Regions from separate parts of the Homo sapiens genome. Here regions 2, 3 and 4 are each linked to region 1. Evidence: read pairs that join two places in POLR2A ChIA-PET (ENCODE). Cell type or tissue: MCF 10A. All regions are shown on one strand. Links, peaks and the distances in the headings refer to the core of each region. The heading gives the core; the rest is flanking DNA.

Region 1 (4,411 bases), core at 233-4,232:
AATACTACCTACCATCATCATAATGACTGTGGTTATTATGACAGTCTCTAGGCAGCCCCAGAGTGGCCATAGGTCTGAGAGCCCCACAGGGCCCCTCCTGGTTGATTCCCCAAATCCACTTCTCCATCACCCTCACTGACCTTCTCCCACTGTGAGGCCTCCTGCCTTCCACAGGACCTGCCTGCTGTCTCACCTCTTCATAGCTCACCTCTCTTCTCTACCCCAAGGCTGGCTTTGAGGGACCCTGGCTCCACAGTCCTTGCCACAGTATGAACAAGGTAATGTGGGGTCTGGCACGAAAGGACCTGGGTTAGAGTCCTTGCTCGGCTGCTGCCTGTAGGGAGGCATGGCTGTGTCCTTCAAGTAAATCAGGATGGACCAGAGACGGGTACCAAGTCTGAGACCCCACCAACAAGGATGGTCTCACCCATCAGGCAGGGCCCAGGGCCTAAGGTTTGTGACCGTGGCTCCTTGCTGCAGGTGGAAGTGGCAGCTAATGTCCAGTAGGCAGAAGGATGCATCCTGGGGCCAGGGTGTGGAAACGGGAGCAGGCAGGCAGCCTCTGTCCATCTCCTGGACAGGGTTCAAGGGACACACAATGGGAGCAGGACCTCAGATTGAGGGAACTGAGGCTGGAGCCCAGACACACAACCTGGGCGGGGAGAGTTTCTGCGATGTCTTGTTTTTGTGGAAAAGTCTTGGACGCACACACTGGTAGCTGAAGGTTCACCATCTGCGGAATCTACATGGGGACAGTCTATGAGCACGGGTGATGATGAGCCCAATGAGGGGATTCGCTGCAGCGACCCACCTGGGCCCTGAGCCCTGGATCAGCCTGGAGGGGCTGAACCCCTCCCTGCTAAGGCCGCTGTGTGGGGAGGGGCTGTGCTGGTCCTGGGGACTTCCTGCCTGAAGACGGGTGTGGGCCAGTGGGAACAGAGCCTGCAGCTGGCTCCGCACTCCCAGAGCCAGGAGGCAGGCATGGGAAATAGGCTCACAGAATACTCATTGTATACTAAGAGACGTTTGTCCCCTGAGCCCCCTTTTACTCTTCTAGAAGGCGGGAATGGCGATGATTTCCAATATATAAATTCATAGGTGTGTTACTGAAATGAATACAAGGAGTGGTTTGCAAACAGCTGAACTAACGTTCTTATAGTGTCATTAATTATCCTTGGGGTAAGTACGCAAACCCTTTGTTTTACAAGAATCACTACAATCTAAAGATAACACAACAAGTTGGGAAAGTTACAAAGGTTTCTGAAATCAGAAAAGGCTTCTGAGCAAGAACGGCTTTGGTTATTACTCCAGCCATGGTGGGGATGAGTGCCTGCATGGGGGAGGAGGGGGCACAGTTATTTTGGCTCCAAACTGGCAACAAAACAGGGTTTTGAGTTCTTCTGAACCAGGTGAGTGCCGGCCCCAGGGCTTGGCCAGTGTTCAGGGATGGGGTCTCAGTGGTCAGTCAGAACCACAGCCTGAGACCTCCCTGCCCTAAGCCAATCCTAGGGTGTCTGGGGAAGGCCTTCGGCCAACATGGACAAGTCAATGGTGGAGCAGAGGAGCTGGGCTCAACACCACCCTTGGGGTTAAATGAGCTGAGGCAGGGAAAAGGGCATCAAGCCAGCACTTCTCATACATTGAAGAGATTTTTGTGATGTTGCAGTTATTTTCATATCTCCCCATGCCTTCCACCTTCTCAACAAGTCTGCCCAATTATTATCTCATTTTTTTATTATTTTATTTTATTTTATTTGCAACAGTTTCACTCTGTCGCCCAGGCTGGAATGCAGTGGCACCATCTTGGCTCACTGCAACCTCCACCTCCCGGGTTCAAGCAATTCTCACACCTCCGCCTCCCAAGTAGCTGGGATTACAGGCGTCCACCACCATGGCTGGCTAATTTTTGTATTTTTAGTAGAGACGGGGTTTTGCCATGTTGGCCAGGCTGGTCTCAAACTCCTGACCTCAGGTGATTCGCCCGCCTTGGCCTCCCAAAGTGCTGGGATTACAGGTGTGAGCCACCGTGCCCAGCCCTATTATCTCATTTTTAACTGAAGAGACAAATAAGACTCAGACAGAGTGATTTGTCTAAGGGCACACAGCAAGCTAATGGCCAAGTTGGGATGAGAACCTCTCCCTGTGGTGTTTGGAAGGACAGAGTCCCAGGACCGGGGCAGGAACAGACCTGGGCTGCAGCTAGGAGCTCAATGGAGTTCAATGGACCGGAGCCTGGCAGGTCCACGCCCAAAGGCAAATGGAAAATGTCTCACTGGATTAATACAGCATCTGGTGGTGGCAGGTGGGAGATATGTCCTTTCTTTTTTATAGTTTTCTGTATCGATCTGGAATTTTGTATAAGCAAGCTTTCCATTTACAATTAGACAAAATAATCAGATTATACTCCAGGGGTCAAGGGGGTAGAGATCCCACCCACACGTGGCCAAGGTAGGGCCCTTCACCCACCAGCAGCTGCCTTTGTGGGCGGGTCTCTGGTCTCACCACACCAGAGCCCCTCGGAACGCTCTTTTCCTGAGATGACTTCCATTCTCCAGTTCTCTCAGCTCAGCCTCCCTCTTGGCAGTCACGGCTGCCCTCCCTCATCCCTCGAGGGTTTTCCAGCAATCCTTTGCACATAGCTCCTTGGCAGAAGATAGGGAGATCACATGGCTGCGTGACGGTGTTTTCTGACTCACGGAATGGAAAGAAACACTACACACAAAAGCAGCACACAGGGCCTCTGTTGCGAGTTGGGCTAACTACTCGGTGTGGGGCGTGATTCATCCGGGACTGCCTGGCGAGTGTACATGCTCGCAGGGCAAGGGCAGCGCAGCACTGAGCTACTCAGGCCCAGGCCCCTCCCAGGCAGAGCAATGAGTCCAGCAGCTCTGCCCGCAAGGGTCTGGGGCTGCCATGGGCTAACCAAGAGGTGTCTGAGGAGATTGCAGACAGTGGCTGGAGACGGAAGGTGAAAAAGTTAGAAGATCCAGGTTGGAAAAATTTGAGGAAGAAAGTAGTCAGACAGGTGTGGGCAGAATAGGGTCAAACTCTCCTGCAGACCAGGACACAGGCTCTGACTTCTCCACACCACACCCCAGGCCCTCCAGGTACAGCAGACACATGCTCACCATCATCAGAAAGGTTCTAATAAAATATTGATGTATTTATTATTATTTTGTTTATTTATTTATTGAGATGGAGTCTCACTCTGTCACCAGGCTGGAATGCAGTGGCGTGATTTTGGCTCACTGCAACCTCTGCCTCCCTGGTTCAAGCGATTCCCCTGCCTCAGCCTCCTGAGTAGCTGGGACTACAGGCGTGCGCCATCACGCCCAGCTAATTTTTTTGTGTGTTTTAGTAGAGACGGGGTTTCATCGTGTTGGCCAGGATGGTCTCGATCTCCTGACCTCATGATCTGCCCGCCTTGGGCTCCCAAAGTGCTGGGATTACAGGCATGAGCCACCACACCAGTCCAGTTGATTTATTTTTAATACAAAGGCCAGTCACTATCTAAGTCCTTGACCTGTGCTATCCCACTTGATCATCCTAACAGCCCTGTGGAAACATCAGTGAACCCATTTTGCAGATAAGAAAATTCTATCCAGAAACACAAAATAACTTGCCCAAGGTCAGACAGCTACTAAAGAAAATTCTAACCCAAATCATCTGGCTCCAGAGTCTGTGCTTTAAACACACTGCCTCTCCACAATGCCACCTAGAGAGCTCCTACTGTGGGCCAGACACTGTCCTTCACATACATTACTGATTTAATCCTCACAGCAACAATGCAATCAAAGTATTATTGCCCCATTTTATTTTTCATTTATTTATTTTATTTTAATTTTTGTTTGTTTATTTGTTTTTGAGATGGAGTCTCACTCTGTCACCCAGGCTAGAGTGCAATGGTGCCATCTCAGTTCACTGCAACTTCTACCTCCCGGGTTCAAGAGATTCTCCTGCCTCAGCCTCCTGAGTAGCTGGGACTACAGGTGCCTGCCACCATGCCCAACTAATTTTTTTGCATTTTTTAGAAGAGACGGGGTTTCACCATGTTGGCCAGGCTGGTCTCAAACTCCTGACCTCAGGTGATCCACCTGTCTCAGCCTCCCAAAGTGTTGGGATTACAGGTGTGAGCCATCATGCCCGGCCATCCCATTTTAAAGATAAGAACACTGAAATCCAGGCCAGGTGCAGTGGCTCACACCTGTAATCCCAGCACTTTGGGAGGCTAAGGCGGTGGGGGTGGGGGGGGGTCACCTGAGGTTAGGAGTTCAAGACCAGCCTGACTAACATGGTGAAACCCCATCTCTACTAAAAATATAAAAATTATCTGGGCCTGGAGGTGCATGCCTCCAGTAATCCTAGCTACTTGGGAGGCTGAGGCAGGAGAATCACCTCCTGCAGTGAGCCG
Region 2 (4,411 bases), core at 315-4,314, 440 kb after region 1:
GGACTGGAGAAAACTGATCTGGGGCTGGAGTTGATTTCTTATTTTATGAAGTATAGGCAAGAAAGACCTCCTCAATCAAGTGGAAGAACAGCAAGTACAAAGGCCCTGAGGTAGAAGCCTCCTTTGCATGCAGTTATCTGGAGCAAAGTAATAGGCAATGAGTATAGAAAGATAACCAGAGTCAGTCGGGCGTGGTGGTTCACGCCTGTAATCCCCGCACTTTGGGAAGCTGAGGCGGGCGGATCACGAAGTCAGGAGATCGAGACCATCCTGGCTAACATGGTGAAACCCTGTCTCTACTAAACAAAATACAAAAAATTAGCCAGGCGTGGTGGTGGGCACCTGTAGTTCCAGCTACTTGGGAGGCTGAGGCAGGAGAATGGCGTGAACCTGGGAGGCGGGGCTTCCAGTGAGCCGAGATCACACCACTGCACTCCAGTCTGGGCAACAGAGCAAGACTGTCTCGAAAAAAAAAAAAGAAAGATAACCAGAGTCCCGTTCAGGTAGGGCCGTGCAAGCCATCAAAAGGACTGGCTTTCATTCTGAGTGAGAAAGGAAACCATGGAGGATTTTCAGCAGGTGTGTGACATGATCTGACTTTCCTTTGAAAAGTATCAGTCTGGCTACTGTGCTGAGAATAGACTGAAGTGGGGAGGGTCAGGGACCCAAGTAGGGAGACCAATGAGAAGGCAACTATAACAATCCAGGGAAAAGAAAATAGTGGCTTAGACCGAGATGGTGACACTGAAAATGTGTGAAGTGCTGAGATTCTGGATATACTTTCAAAGTAGAGCCAAGAAGATTTGCTAATGGATTAGATGAGGATATAAGAGTAAGTGGTCAAGAAAACTTAGAGGTTTTTGGTATGAGCTACTGGGAGGATGTATGTATTGTTTACTGAAATCAAATCAGTTTGGGTCATGTTAAATTTGAGATGTCTCTTAGACATCCAAATGGAGATGATTAGTCAGTTAGGCATAAGATGTAACCTTTGAACGCTATTTTAAAGAAATATTTTGTGGCACTGGTGTCCTTAGAAACACACTCAGGAAATGCTGCCATTCATAACCTGTTATATATTTATAACTGTTGTACTTTATTCTGAGCCTTTTGAGCAAGCATTGGCAGTAAGCTGATTGTTTCTGATCTCTATAGGAATAAGTGAATACTATTTTGAAGCTGACTCAATTCCATTACTTTAGGATGTAGTTAGTAACAGGAAAATCATCCTTCATGTGATAGCCATTCATTTACTCAACAGATATTTACTGACCACCTGCATTGTCTCAGGCTCTATACTCAGACTAGGGGCTATGTTGGCAAACAAGACATCTTTAAGGAGATTGCATACAAATGTAAGGAGATGGACAATGCTAGATCAAATGTGGTGCCGTTAGTCAGGACAAGAAGTTGGATTTTGTGCAGAGTGCAATGGGAAGGCATTGAAAGTTGTAGGCTGATGGCCATGCTGCTTGAGCTTCTGTAAGACTGAGCATACACAAGCAGAGTTAAGTGTCATAATCAAATACATTACAGCTTATGTTTATCTGACACATTTCATGATATGATCATTACTATACATAATTGGCAATATAAAGGATGCATCTCACAAAAATTAGTGTAACTTTTTCACTAATATAATTTCTTAGTCTAAACATTTTTAGATCAGCTGATGGAAGGTTATCCTGATGATTTGGGAAAACTTATGCAAGATCTCCTTCCCCCTGGGAAAAGAGGAGTCTCTTAAATGATATTATTCAGCCTATCTGCCTTCTGCAATGTTGACCTTGGAAAGGATGAGATGAAAGCAATGGGGAAGAGAGCAGTGACTCATTCCCTTTCTTGCAGCTGATGCAATGGGAAGGGAGGAAATATAGAGGATAGATTTGTTACTAGAGGTGCTGGTGAATGTAATGCTGTGTGAAAAACCTTGATGGTGTGCTTAATGAAAAATTTAGTTATGAAATAGAGAAATGATGTGAATCAGGACAACTGTCTCTGCACTCTAATTTCCCCCTTAGACGGTGTCACCTCACCTGTATTCCAAAATACCTGAATTCTCAGACCATCAAGAAAGTTTGTCAAGAAAGACCACAGATTGCTTTTACATTATCGATATGGCTCAGATGTTGTTGGTGTTTCAGTAAACAAATATGAGGCCTTTGGGGAAGTATCTTCATAGGCCCTCCTCAAGAGAAAGGCCTCAGCAGCCAGATTTGTTCCAGGTGACTAATTCCATACCATAACTGATTGATTCAGAAGTAGGCATGTGACCCACACTGAGTCAAATTCTTTCTCCTGAGAATCTCTGCTGCCAGACCACACTTAGTCTGAGAGTGTTGAGAAGCGGACCTATAAAATCATATAGAATTAGGCCGGGCGCAGTGACTCACACCTGTCATCCCAGCACTTTGGGAGGCCGAGGCGGGCGGATCACCTGAGGTCAGGAGTTCGAGACCAGCCTGCCCAAGATGGTGAAATCCCATCTGTACTAAAAATACAAAAATTAGCCGGGGGTGGTAGCAGGCACCTGTAATCCCAGCTGCTCAGGAGGCTGAGACAGGAGAGTCACTTGAACCCAGGAGGCAGAGGTTGCAGTGAGCTGAGATCATGCCATTGCACTCCAGCCTGGGCGACAAGAATGAAACTCCATCTCAAAAAAAAAAAACAAAAAATCATGTAGAATTGAAGCTAAGGTGAGACTCTGGGCAACTTAATGCAACATAAAAACCAGCAGCCTGGTTGGTAATTCCTTGATGGGCTATGAACTAATCCAAAAATTCAAGTTTTTACTGAAACCCACAGACTCATTCTTATATATAACTAAGATTTACTGTCTTGGAATTTGCAAAGTGGGTTATTAAATATTCCTAGAAGTTGGTATCCATAAACTCAAATTTGTTTAGAATTCTAGATTAGTATTCTCATGTGCATACTGGATGATGTTGCATACATCTTGCCATGTACGTTTACAGACATTTTCTGAAATTTGGGGGATGGATGCTGCCTTATTAATGCATCATTAGTTTTCACTGTCATTTTACTTGTTTCTATTTCTGCTTTTTAAATATAAAAATGGGCTTTGCCATCAATTTTTTAAGCTGTGGGTTGTATGTTTGTGTTCATGTTTCTACCCATGTCCCCCCACACACCTTTTATTAATGTATAGATTTTAAGATATGTTCGTGTTATGGTTCAATTTTGAATCATCCTCATCTCTTAGCTAAAGCAAATGTATGTCACAAATTGTCCTAAATTGTGTTTGTTTGGTAATGCTTTATTTGTGGTGTTCTTTGTAGTGGATGTTAGTTATGTTGATGGTTGCTTAATATATTTTGAACACTCTTTTTATGCTTAAGGAATGTCCCATATCATGAACCTTGTCTTACTAAGGTAGAAGCAAAAACTTATTTCCTAGTTTCCCTTGCAAGAGTGCAGGATCTGACTTAGGCTCTGCCAGTCAGACACACCTCCTTCACACTGTCTGATTTAGAAGTTAGAGATGCAAGAAGGAAGAGTTGAAGTGTCCACTCACAGTTCTGCCATGGCAGCAGCAGTATTTCTAGCTTACAGCAGCAACAACAATGGCTACGATATTCCTAGATGACAGCAGAGCTAATTGTTGCATCTGGTGTTTCCTATCAAAGACAGGGTTCTTCCATCCAGTTGGTTGGGTAGTGTGGTATTAGGTGTTCCTAGAAATTTAGCCTTAAAATTGTTTCTTAAGCTTTTAATAAACTCATTTTCTGCCTCATAAGCCAGAGTTAGCTTCTGTTGCTTGCAGCTAAGAACTGCTGATAGATGCTACTTGGAGATTTGTGCTGTTTTGAAAACTTGATTAATGTGTATCCCAAACCCCAAGTTTACCATAATTTATGGTATTCCCCTAATTCCCTAGAATTCATCACCTCAGAATTCCACCATTTAATCACTAATTTAAATGTCTCATTCTTGAATCTTAATCTCTTTCTTTCTAGTTGCTTGCTAGAGATGCATTTTAGCATAGTGGTTAGCACTATAGCCTTTGGAGCTACATTGCCAGAATTTGAATCCCAGCTCTGTCATTTGTCAGCATTGTTGTTTCTTACGCAAATTGCTTAGCTTGTCTGTGCCTGTTTCCTCACCTTTCAAATGGGGAAAATAATGGTACCTAATTTATGTGATTTTTAGTGAGACTTTAATACATGCAAAGTGCTTAAAGTGACTGGCACAGAATAAGCACTTCATGTGTATCATCATTATCATTATGATTAACTGCTATTTTGGCTAGTCTTTATTTTCATTCAGACCTCGGTATTTCACCTCTCTACATTTCTGTACCTGTTTTACTTCTTTGTTCAGCTTAGATTTCATGGTCCTTCATTTTATTAACTGCATTTACTTTCTTACCAGTACTTTAAATTCACATCCA
Region 3 (4,411 bases), core at 172-4,171, 430 kb after region 1:
ACTATAGCCAGTAACATATTCACCAAATTTACTTCTGTTTTCCTTTAGTGCTGAAATTGTAGGAATCTAAAATGTCAATAGCAGCAATTATAGTACCTTAAATTATATTAGAGAAATTGTAAAGTGAAGTGTTATGTACCTACCCCTAGAAAACATTTAATTAGCCCTGGCTAGTGGTAGTGGGTCAGGGAGTCTTTACAGGAGGTCTTGAAAGATGGGTAAATTTTCACTGAATTTAGAACAGAGAACAAGAGACTCAGGGTAGAAGAAAAGTTTATTCTGCTTGGGTCAGAGGTCTAATGTGCACTATGCTCCTACATAGTAAAGACATCTTCAGAGATTTGTTTTTATTATACTGATTTGTGATCAAGACATTTTAAATATATAAAATAAACATTCATTCAACAAGTAATTACTGAAAACCAAATGTTCAATAAGCATTGGAGGAAACACTGAGTTTACAATCTATTGAAAGCATCTTAAATAATTAACAAACTCACATTTTAGGGTACTCTGAATCCTCACTTTTCATCAAAAGTACTATGTGGAGAATACATCTTAGCCTGACATAACCTCAGACAAATCTACATTTGGATGTTCATAGACATAATCTGAATGAATCAACAGAAGGGCACCAAAGAAATTTAATCCAAATTTAATTAGTTCTGGGGCCATCACGTCATAATTTCAGCATCACATATCATTGTAAAGGAGCTGTTAAAGACCACTAAAAGAATGCAATAGGCCGGGCGCGGTCTCTCACACCTGTAATCCCAGCACTTCGGGAGGCAGAGGCAGGCGGACCACGAGGTCAGGAGATCGAGACCATCCTGGCTAACACGGTGAAACCCCGTCTCTACTAAAAATACATAAAAAAAAAATTAGCCAGGCGTGGTGGCAGGCGCCTGTAGTCCCAGCTACTCGGAGGCTGAGGCAGGAGAATAGAGTGAACCTGGGAGGCGGAGCGTGCCGCGAGCTGAGACCTCGCCACTGCACTCCAGCCTGGGCAACACAGCGACACTCCGTCCCCACCCCCCACCCCCCCGCCAAAAATGCAATAGTTATGTTGAGGTCACAAGTATTAACCTACGGAATAAGTGTGTAAAAACAAAAGCCTCTGTTCAAAGGTTATGTAAATATACACGTTTTGGAATTAAAAAAAAAAATCAACTGCAAAATAAAAACTCAAAAGGGACTTTTGAACAACTTGGTTGAAATGAAGATGATACACTCCAAAAAACCTACAATTTTTTACAATTAAACAATGACTCTTTAACTCTGCCTCACTGCCTATAATTAACATCCAAACACCAATGAATGGTGAGTGATTGGTCCTTGCCTACCCCTCTACTTATGCAATCCCTGCAATACACACTTCACTGATGAACCACCCTAAGCTACTTTTGGATCCTTATTGTGTTATGAACATGAAACTGTAATGCTTTCCTCCACAACACATTTGGAAAAAGCTATTATTTCCTCATTGTACAACTTAAGCCCCTGGAGTTACATGCACATATTCCAAGTAGTATACAAGAACATGAGAGTTTTCAGAGACTCAATTTCCAGATACAGTAGTTACCCCTCACCCGTGGTTTCGCTTTTTGTGGTTTCAGTTGCCTATAGTCAACAACGGTCTGAAACTATTAAACTGAAAATTCCAGAAATAAACAATTCATGTTTTAAATTGTGTGCCATTTTGAGTGGCAAGAAAATTTCACACTGTCCTACCCTGACCTGTCCAGGATATGAATCATCCCTGTGTCCAGAGTAGCAGTGCCATAGACGTTACCTGCTCTTTAGTCACTTAGCTGCTGTGTCTGTCACATAGTTGGGAGTAGTAGCCTAATGTTATATCACATAGAAGCTGCTTTGTCTGTCACATAGTTGGAAGTAGTAGCCTAATGTTATATCACAGTGCCTGCCTACGTCATTCATCTCACTTCATCTCTTCATGTTGTAGGTATTATATCATCTCACATCATCATGAGAAGGGCAAGTATATAGCACCATGAGATATTCCGAGAGGCCACCTTCACATAACTTTTATTACAGAATATCGTTATAATTGTTCTATGTTATTATTAGTTATTGTTAATCTCTTACTGTGCCTAAACTTAATCATAGGTATGTGTCTGTATAGTAAAAAACACAGCATACATAGGGTTGGGTCTTGGAACATATCCTTCAAGGATAAGGAGGTACTACTGTACTCAACTACGATATACAGTCATATGCCATGTAATGGCATTTTGGCCAAAGACAGACCGCATACACAATGGTAGTCTTACAACATTATAATGGAGCTTAAAAATTCCTATTGTGTCTTAGTTTTTAACAAAAGGTTTGAAAAGTTAAGAAAAGAAAAACATTTAAAATAAAAAAACTTATAGAATAAGAATATGAAGAAATAAAATATTTTGTACAATTATACAATGTGTCTGTGCTTTATGCTACCTGTTACCACAAGGGTCAAAAAGTTAAAAAATTTAAGATGTTTGTAAGTTTAAAAGTTACAGTAAGCTAAGGTTAATTTATTATTGAAGAAAGTATTTTTTAATCAATTTAATGCAGCCTAAGTATAGAGTGTTTATAAAGTCTACAGTAGTATAATGTCCCAGGTCTTCGTGCTGACTGACTACTCACTCACTGATTCACTCACAGCAACCCCCAGTCCTGCAAGCTCCCATTCATAGTAAGCACCCTCCACAGGTGTTACCATTTTTTATCTTTTATATCCTATTTTTACTGAACCTTTTCTATGTTTAAATACACAAATACTTACCATTGTGTTACAGTTGCCTACGGTATTCAATACAGTAATATGCTACACAGGTTTATAGCCTAGGAAAAATATATAGCTTAGGTGTGTAGTAGTTACACTATCTAGCTTTGTGTTTATACTCTGTGATGTTTGCACAATGATAAAATCACCTAATGATGCATTTCTCAAAATGTTATCTCCATTTATAAGCAATTGGATGACTATATACGCATTTCTAAAACTCACCTGTCTGAAAAACCTGATGTCTCTGAGAAGGTTGAGGTACCACTTTTTCCCTTTCCCTTCATCACTTCCTTTCTTCCACTTTATAAAAGAAAGGCATTCCCGTGCCCCAATCTTAAACCTTGCACTGATCCAAAGAATAAAAACTTTTGGGTATCAAATATTTTTAAATAAAAACAAATAAACTGGTGGAACCTTAACTAAGAGATAATTAAATAATTCCTTCAATAAAGGGACCATAAACACCCAAATTCATCTCTTTAAAAAGATGGACTTCCAATAAAATTTTACTTTTGGTTAATAATTATCAAAATTGGTAATCTATATTGTTTTAATCAATCATATAGTACTAATAATTGAATTGAAAATTCAATCCATAAAGAAGTTTTAATACTTGGAGGCTTATGACAGAAAACAGCAATTTAAACACATTTTTTGACACAGAAGGGTATGACAGAGTGATCAGTAAAAGAGCTTTTCAAGCATAAAATTAAATTACATTAGGAGAAATTCTGTAGGAGAAATGAAATGGAAATAAATTCAAGAGGAAAAAGCAGCTATATGGAATGTCCAGCAGATAAAGAGGAGTTTGTATTTTTCTAAAAAATGGATGATGTGATTATCAAATCACTATAGTATTTAAATTATATTAGATACACTTAAAGGAGTGATATAGCATTTTTATTTTTAAAATGTCAATATTCCCAATATGGTCAGAAATTATATTCTTTGCATTTGTTTAAGTTTATAATAAAAACTTTTAGATATCAATTTAAAAATACACAGAAGAGTAATCAGATTTCCATTTTAGAAGGATCATTAGCAGCAATGTGGAGAATAAACCGAAGACAGACAAACTAGGAGGCCATCTGGGAGACTTCTTACAATCCAGACAAGAAGGCATTAGGGCCCAACCTAGGGAAATGGAATAGTAAAAATAGAACACATCCAGCATACAGTAAAGATGCATAATCATAACAGATAAAGAAGAGAGGATGGATTCAAGAGATTTTAACGAAATGTTTTGAATGTGTAACTGTGAGGAAGATGAAGAAGTCTTTAATTTACTCAGGTTTCTGGCAGGTTTAAATAATGAGGCCACTCTCTAAAATTGGTAATATTGCAGGTTTGGGGGAAAAGCTGAGTTCAGTTTTGGGTATTTGAGTTTGAGATGCTTGTGGGATTGACCGTCTAGGTGCTAATCAACCCACACAGCTTTTATAGAAATGAATCTCAGGTACAGGAAGTCTTCCAATAACATAATTTTGTACAATGTCATTTCGTTATACTGTTCATGAGGAAAAAATCAATTCCTGTTTGAGGCCATTGGCCGTGTGGAGTTTGTACATGCTCTTCCCATGTTCATAGGGGTTTTCTCCAGGTACTCTGGTTTCCTCCCACATG
Region 4 (4,411 bases), core at 308-4,307, 120 kb before region 1:
TGTGCGGAAGGGGAGATGAGATAAGATTGGCAAAGTATTGATAATCGTTAAAGCTGGATTTCAGGTATATGAGGATTTATATGTGTACGTTTGCAAATTCCCATGATTAAAAAGTTTAAAAATGACTGCAGAATGCCTTACTATCAAGGATAAATGAATACAGTGCAAATCTGCCCACAAACGTAGCTGAGCCCAGCTGATTGGAAGAGTGCACACAATGGACTGGGGCGGGGGGGATGGAGAGCATTCCCCATGGCCAATCCTTGGCCATCGAGTGTCTAAAGAGCACTTACATTTTCAAAACTACATCCTGACCTCTGCTCTTGCCAGAACATCTCAATGACCTTCTCAACTGGTTTCCTGAGCTTCTGGATTATATTTTTCCCACAGACATAAGCCAAGATATCACTTTAGATTTTCTCCCTTGCAAGAGGAGCCTGGTGGCAGTTGTTGAATATAGTTGAGGAACAGAATGTCACAGGCTGGCAAGAACAGTCAGGAGAGGACCTCTCTGTCTAAGGAGCCTGGGGAGACTGCGGTGCAGGAGGCTCCGTTAGGAAGATGGGTCTTAACACATGCCCTTAAGAAGGTGGGGAAAAGCATTCCAAGTAGAGGATCAGAATATGCAAAGATATGGAAGCATAAAGGAGTATGTATCTCTCCAGAAAGGGAGAGCAGCCACATGTCCCTGGTACAGGATACAGGGGAAGAGGCGGCTGAAAAAGTTGGGATCAGATGGTGGACGGTCTTGTGTGTATTGCTATGAATTGTATTCTTTCAACAAACTGAGAGGCTACCAAGAGCCATGTTCTTTGCAAAGATGCACAAGAAACCAGGCACATGATAAAGGAATATTTTTCACTTCTGTGAGGTCTTTCCTCCTCATCTAAGTGGTTGGCGCCCTTACCTTATAGTAAGAGCCATGAAAGTACATTATCCTGCTTCCCTAATGCTGCCCATATCCAACGCTAACTCGGTAAGTCTTTCAACAGGAGACCCATTAAGCTTATATTACCATTCAAAGTGGTGCCTGGGAAATGTGCAATTTCTGATGGCACAATAATACAGATGGCCGTTGCAAAATGAGTATCCGCATTTATGGCTCTGTGTTCACACTGAATTCAATTTTTGAGTATTTCCACCTGTTACGTTTTAAAAATTGAAGTAATATATGCACGAGATAAAAGAAATCAGATTATAAGGAAGTGTTTATACTGAAAACTAGCAGGGCTCACCCCACACACATGCCACCAACCAGAGACTACTACCTTTAACGACCTCTTTTAAAAATTATTTGGATGGTGAACTTCCTAACTCCAAAAAGTATGCTTATGTGACATTTTTTTTTTGCAGTTTTTAAAAGGATTTATTTGACAAGTTTCACTTAGCGCAATATACCTAAAAGGAAATCACAATACAATGAAAGATTTAAATCAGGGCCTCAGAATTTCATACAAACACCAAGACCAAAATCCTAAGTATTGGTATTGTGTCTCAAATTTTTCCCATTAACTTAAAAAAAAAAAAGCTTAAACTTACGTGCCTTACAGATTATTAAATGAAACTAGAATTAACAAACATGCCAAAATGTTTCACTTTTAATTGTAGACACAGTTCCTATATTGTTTTACAAAAAAATAAAAGCATGTCTTTCAACATGCAACCAAACAGTGTTCAATGTAACATGGCAAAGGGCAACATTTAACATAATTCAACTGCTTTTACCTAAATACACTTACTGCTTAAGTACATCCTATAACTAACTTGAGAAAAGCTGGAACTTAAGTTTAACAGTTATAGTTTACTCAGCTTCACTGTTACATCCTAGATGAGTATTCTATTAAAAAATACTGGGCCTTAAGTCTTCATAACAATCCTGATATCCACTTAGAGAGTAATCATAAATCACAAGCTTGCATTGCAGAAACGTTAAACTGAAGTTTTGTTTTTTCCTTAAAAAAAAAAAAAAAAAGTTGACCAAGAGTCAGTGATCAGGACCGATCAATTAGCTTATGTGACTTTTTAAAAACAGTTTCTTGGTCAATTTAAGACATTCTTTTTTTCTTCTTCTTTTTCTTTCTTTTTTTTTTTGAGACGGTGTCTCACTCTTGTTGTGCAAGCTGGAGTGCAGTGGTGCAATCTTGGCTCACTGCCACCTCCACCTTCCTGGGGTCAAGCGATTCTCCTGCCTCAGCCTCCCAAATGGCTGGGATTACAGGTGCTCTTTGGACTCACCTCTATAAAATTGAACATAATCTCTTATTCCTTTCCCCCAACTTTTTTATTTATAATTTAGTTCTTCTATGGGTTCCCTCTGTACACTTATATGATATACTTAACCTTCTATTTCTTCCTCCATCTAGAAAGTAACTTTTGACTCCCTAGTACATTAGCTGAGGATATCAGCACAGTTCCCTTCTGTCTCTCCCTTGCTCCCATTATCTGCTATTTGTACCTTTAATTTTGCATCAAGAATGAAAACATTTACAATGAGCTCTGTTTCCATTCTCATGTCTTCCTTGCTTTGTGGGTAGGTTGATTTTAAGAGTGGAGAGCTAATAGACAAGGTTTGCATTATTATGACTGTGTCAACCCGGGAGTGCTGTGATGCCGAGTGTGCTAGGATCACATTTCTCCACCCGGCCACAGTCACCACTCATGGCCACTTCAAGGAGAATGTGCCTAGTGAAAGCAGAAAAACAGACTCTCTCTCATGACCTGGGTTCAAATGTTCAAAGCGATGCTATATTTTAGATGGCTTCAGATTAGAAGAATAATTTTATTTAAAAATATAAATATGTCTTCATATTCACACAAAAAAGCTATATACATGTATTACTTATATTTTTGAAAAGGAAGTTATTGCCAAGTATGAAGGCGACTAAAATATGGCATCATTTTGAGCATTTGAAGGAGTGATTATGTGGATGGTGGAGGAAGAAAGCAAAATTCGAAATGTCCAAAATAAGAAAGAAATAGATAATGTCCAAATGGAAAAAATCAGGAAATGAGCAGTATACACACATGATTTATAAATATGGAGAAGATACAGTGAAAAGAATTGAAAGCAATTGCCTTCAGGGAGTGGGAATCAGGTGTGGGGTTGCATGAGCTGGGAGACTGTTTTTTTGTTGTTGTGGTTGTTGTTTTTTCATTATAAGCCTTATAGTATTGTTAGAGTTTTTAAACTCTGTACATGTATTACTTTGATAAAAAGTAAATTTAAATTTAAAAAGAGAGTAACTGTCCTTCTCATCCTACCCACAAGGTAATTACTGCTGCCCCAATCTGATAGGCATGAGGCGCTAAAAAGAGACTCCAAAGCTCTTTGTGTGAAATGAATTTTGTGTCCCGGTGGTGACACCCTAGGGTGACGAGATGTGATTCTTTATTGGTGGACACAATGTCAGCAAACCTGTCTTCACTCTTGAGCCAACTGGTTCTACCTTTTCCCTGGTGGTTGCTGGTGGAAACATGCCGGGTTAGGGCTGTTTCTGAGCAGGGTGGGGAGTGGAGAACGTGCAGTTTCAATTAATCCCCTTGTTTTCATCCAATCCACACCCTGCCGGGAGTCTCCTAGTCCTAAGCCTCTTCTGTTGGGTTTCAATGTCTCCTTAAAACAAGCTTCTCAAGGAGAGAGGGATAGACACCTGGCTGCAGGGGTAGAAGAAGCTACCGAGGAAAGCAAAATTGAGTCAGACTTAATGGCTAATTTTCCCTGGTCTCAACATTCTCCCTCTCACTCACCTCCCATAATCGCTGTCACCCCACATGCTGAGTCTCACAGGGGTCTACAGAGGGAATGAAACCCGCCCCCACCCCCGCCGCCCCAGCAGGTGCCTCGCTTGCACTGCTGCATTGCTAAACTAAGTACAGGCACCGTATCCCACACTCCCCATTTCCCACAATTCTGTTGACATCTCTTGTCTGCTGTTATCTGTCTTCCTGTCCTGTCTGTCCTTTAAGATAATTCATTTTTTAAATCCCTGCAGAGTTATTTGCAGGATACTTGGGACGAAAGGCAGGAGATACACACATATGTATGAGTGAGTGAATGAACGGTTAATGCTTCATTTTAACTGGAGTTACAACTGAAGTTCCATTTGAAAGGCTGGATTTTATTTCAATGGAAAGGCTGGATTTTATTTACTGTTTTCTGCCCTGTGTTTTAAGTTCATATTCTGGGGTATTTCCGTGTTAGCAAAACTTTGTTCCTTGACCAATGGCAGCTTCCCTGAGTCCAGCCTGTGGGCTTCTAAGCATGTGGGTTGGTCACAAGAGGTACAGACTAGAGATTGTGGTTTGCGTCACATAACCCACCCCCATGGCAGCAATCCTGACTTCTGCAAAAGCCCACTCACAAGTCAGTTGTTTGGAATGCAAAACATATTTTCCCATAGAAACAATATCA

What was found. ChIA-PET counts read pairs that join two places held together with the same protein. Peaks named below come from ENCODE experiments on the same cell type or tissue, not always from the same donor. Only the 100,000 strongest peaks of a DNase experiment are listed, where the experiment ranks them.
Region 2: POLR2A ChIA-PET joins it to region 1 with 5 read pairs; 4 of 35 experiments call an interaction of 5 or more read pairs at or near these places.
Region 3: POLR2A ChIA-PET joins it to region 1 with 6 read pairs; 6 of 35 experiments call an interaction of 5 or more read pairs at or near these places.
Region 4: POLR2A ChIA-PET joins it to region 1 with 5 read pairs; 9 of 35 experiments call an interaction of 5 or more read pairs at or near these places.

What each region holds. Positions count from the first base shown.
Region 1 is chr1:212,468,544-212,472,954 of GRCh38, reverse strand. LINC02771 (long intergenic non-protein coding RNA 2771) reads left to right here and starts at 77. Exons shown (of 3, transcript NR_183725.1): 1 at 77-278. RefSeq lists enhancers at 372-872, 873-1,373. In MCF 10A, for the core only: no CTCF peak of the experiment used is centred there; a DNase peak (open chromatin) is centred at 2,714.
Region 2 is chr1:212,028,551-212,032,961 of GRCh38, reverse strand. The region is part of intron 1 of INTS7 (integrator complex subunit 7); the gene reads left to right. Among named protein-coding and RNA genes, the nearest start is that of INTS7, 4.8 kb to the left of the region's middle. RefSeq lists an enhancer at 2,112-2,161. In MCF 10A, for the core only: no CTCF peak of the experiment used is centred there; DNase peaks (open chromatin) are centred at 1,811 and 2,291.
Region 3 is chr1:212,038,142-212,042,552 of GRCh38, reverse strand. All of the region lies in intron 1 of DTL (denticleless E3 ubiquitin protein ligase adapter), which reads right to left. Among named protein-coding and RNA genes, the nearest start is that of DTL, 4.6 kb to the right of the region's middle. In MCF 10A, for the core only: no CTCF peak of the experiment used is centred there; a DNase peak (open chromatin) is centred at 1,762.
Region 4 is chr1:212,587,364-212,591,774 of GRCh38, reverse strand. It overlaps a transcript of ATF3 not described here. Among named protein-coding and RNA genes, the nearest start is that of ATF3, 19 kb to the left of the region's middle. In MCF 10A, for the core only: no CTCF peak of the experiment used is centred there; a DNase peak (open chromatin) is centred at 2,144.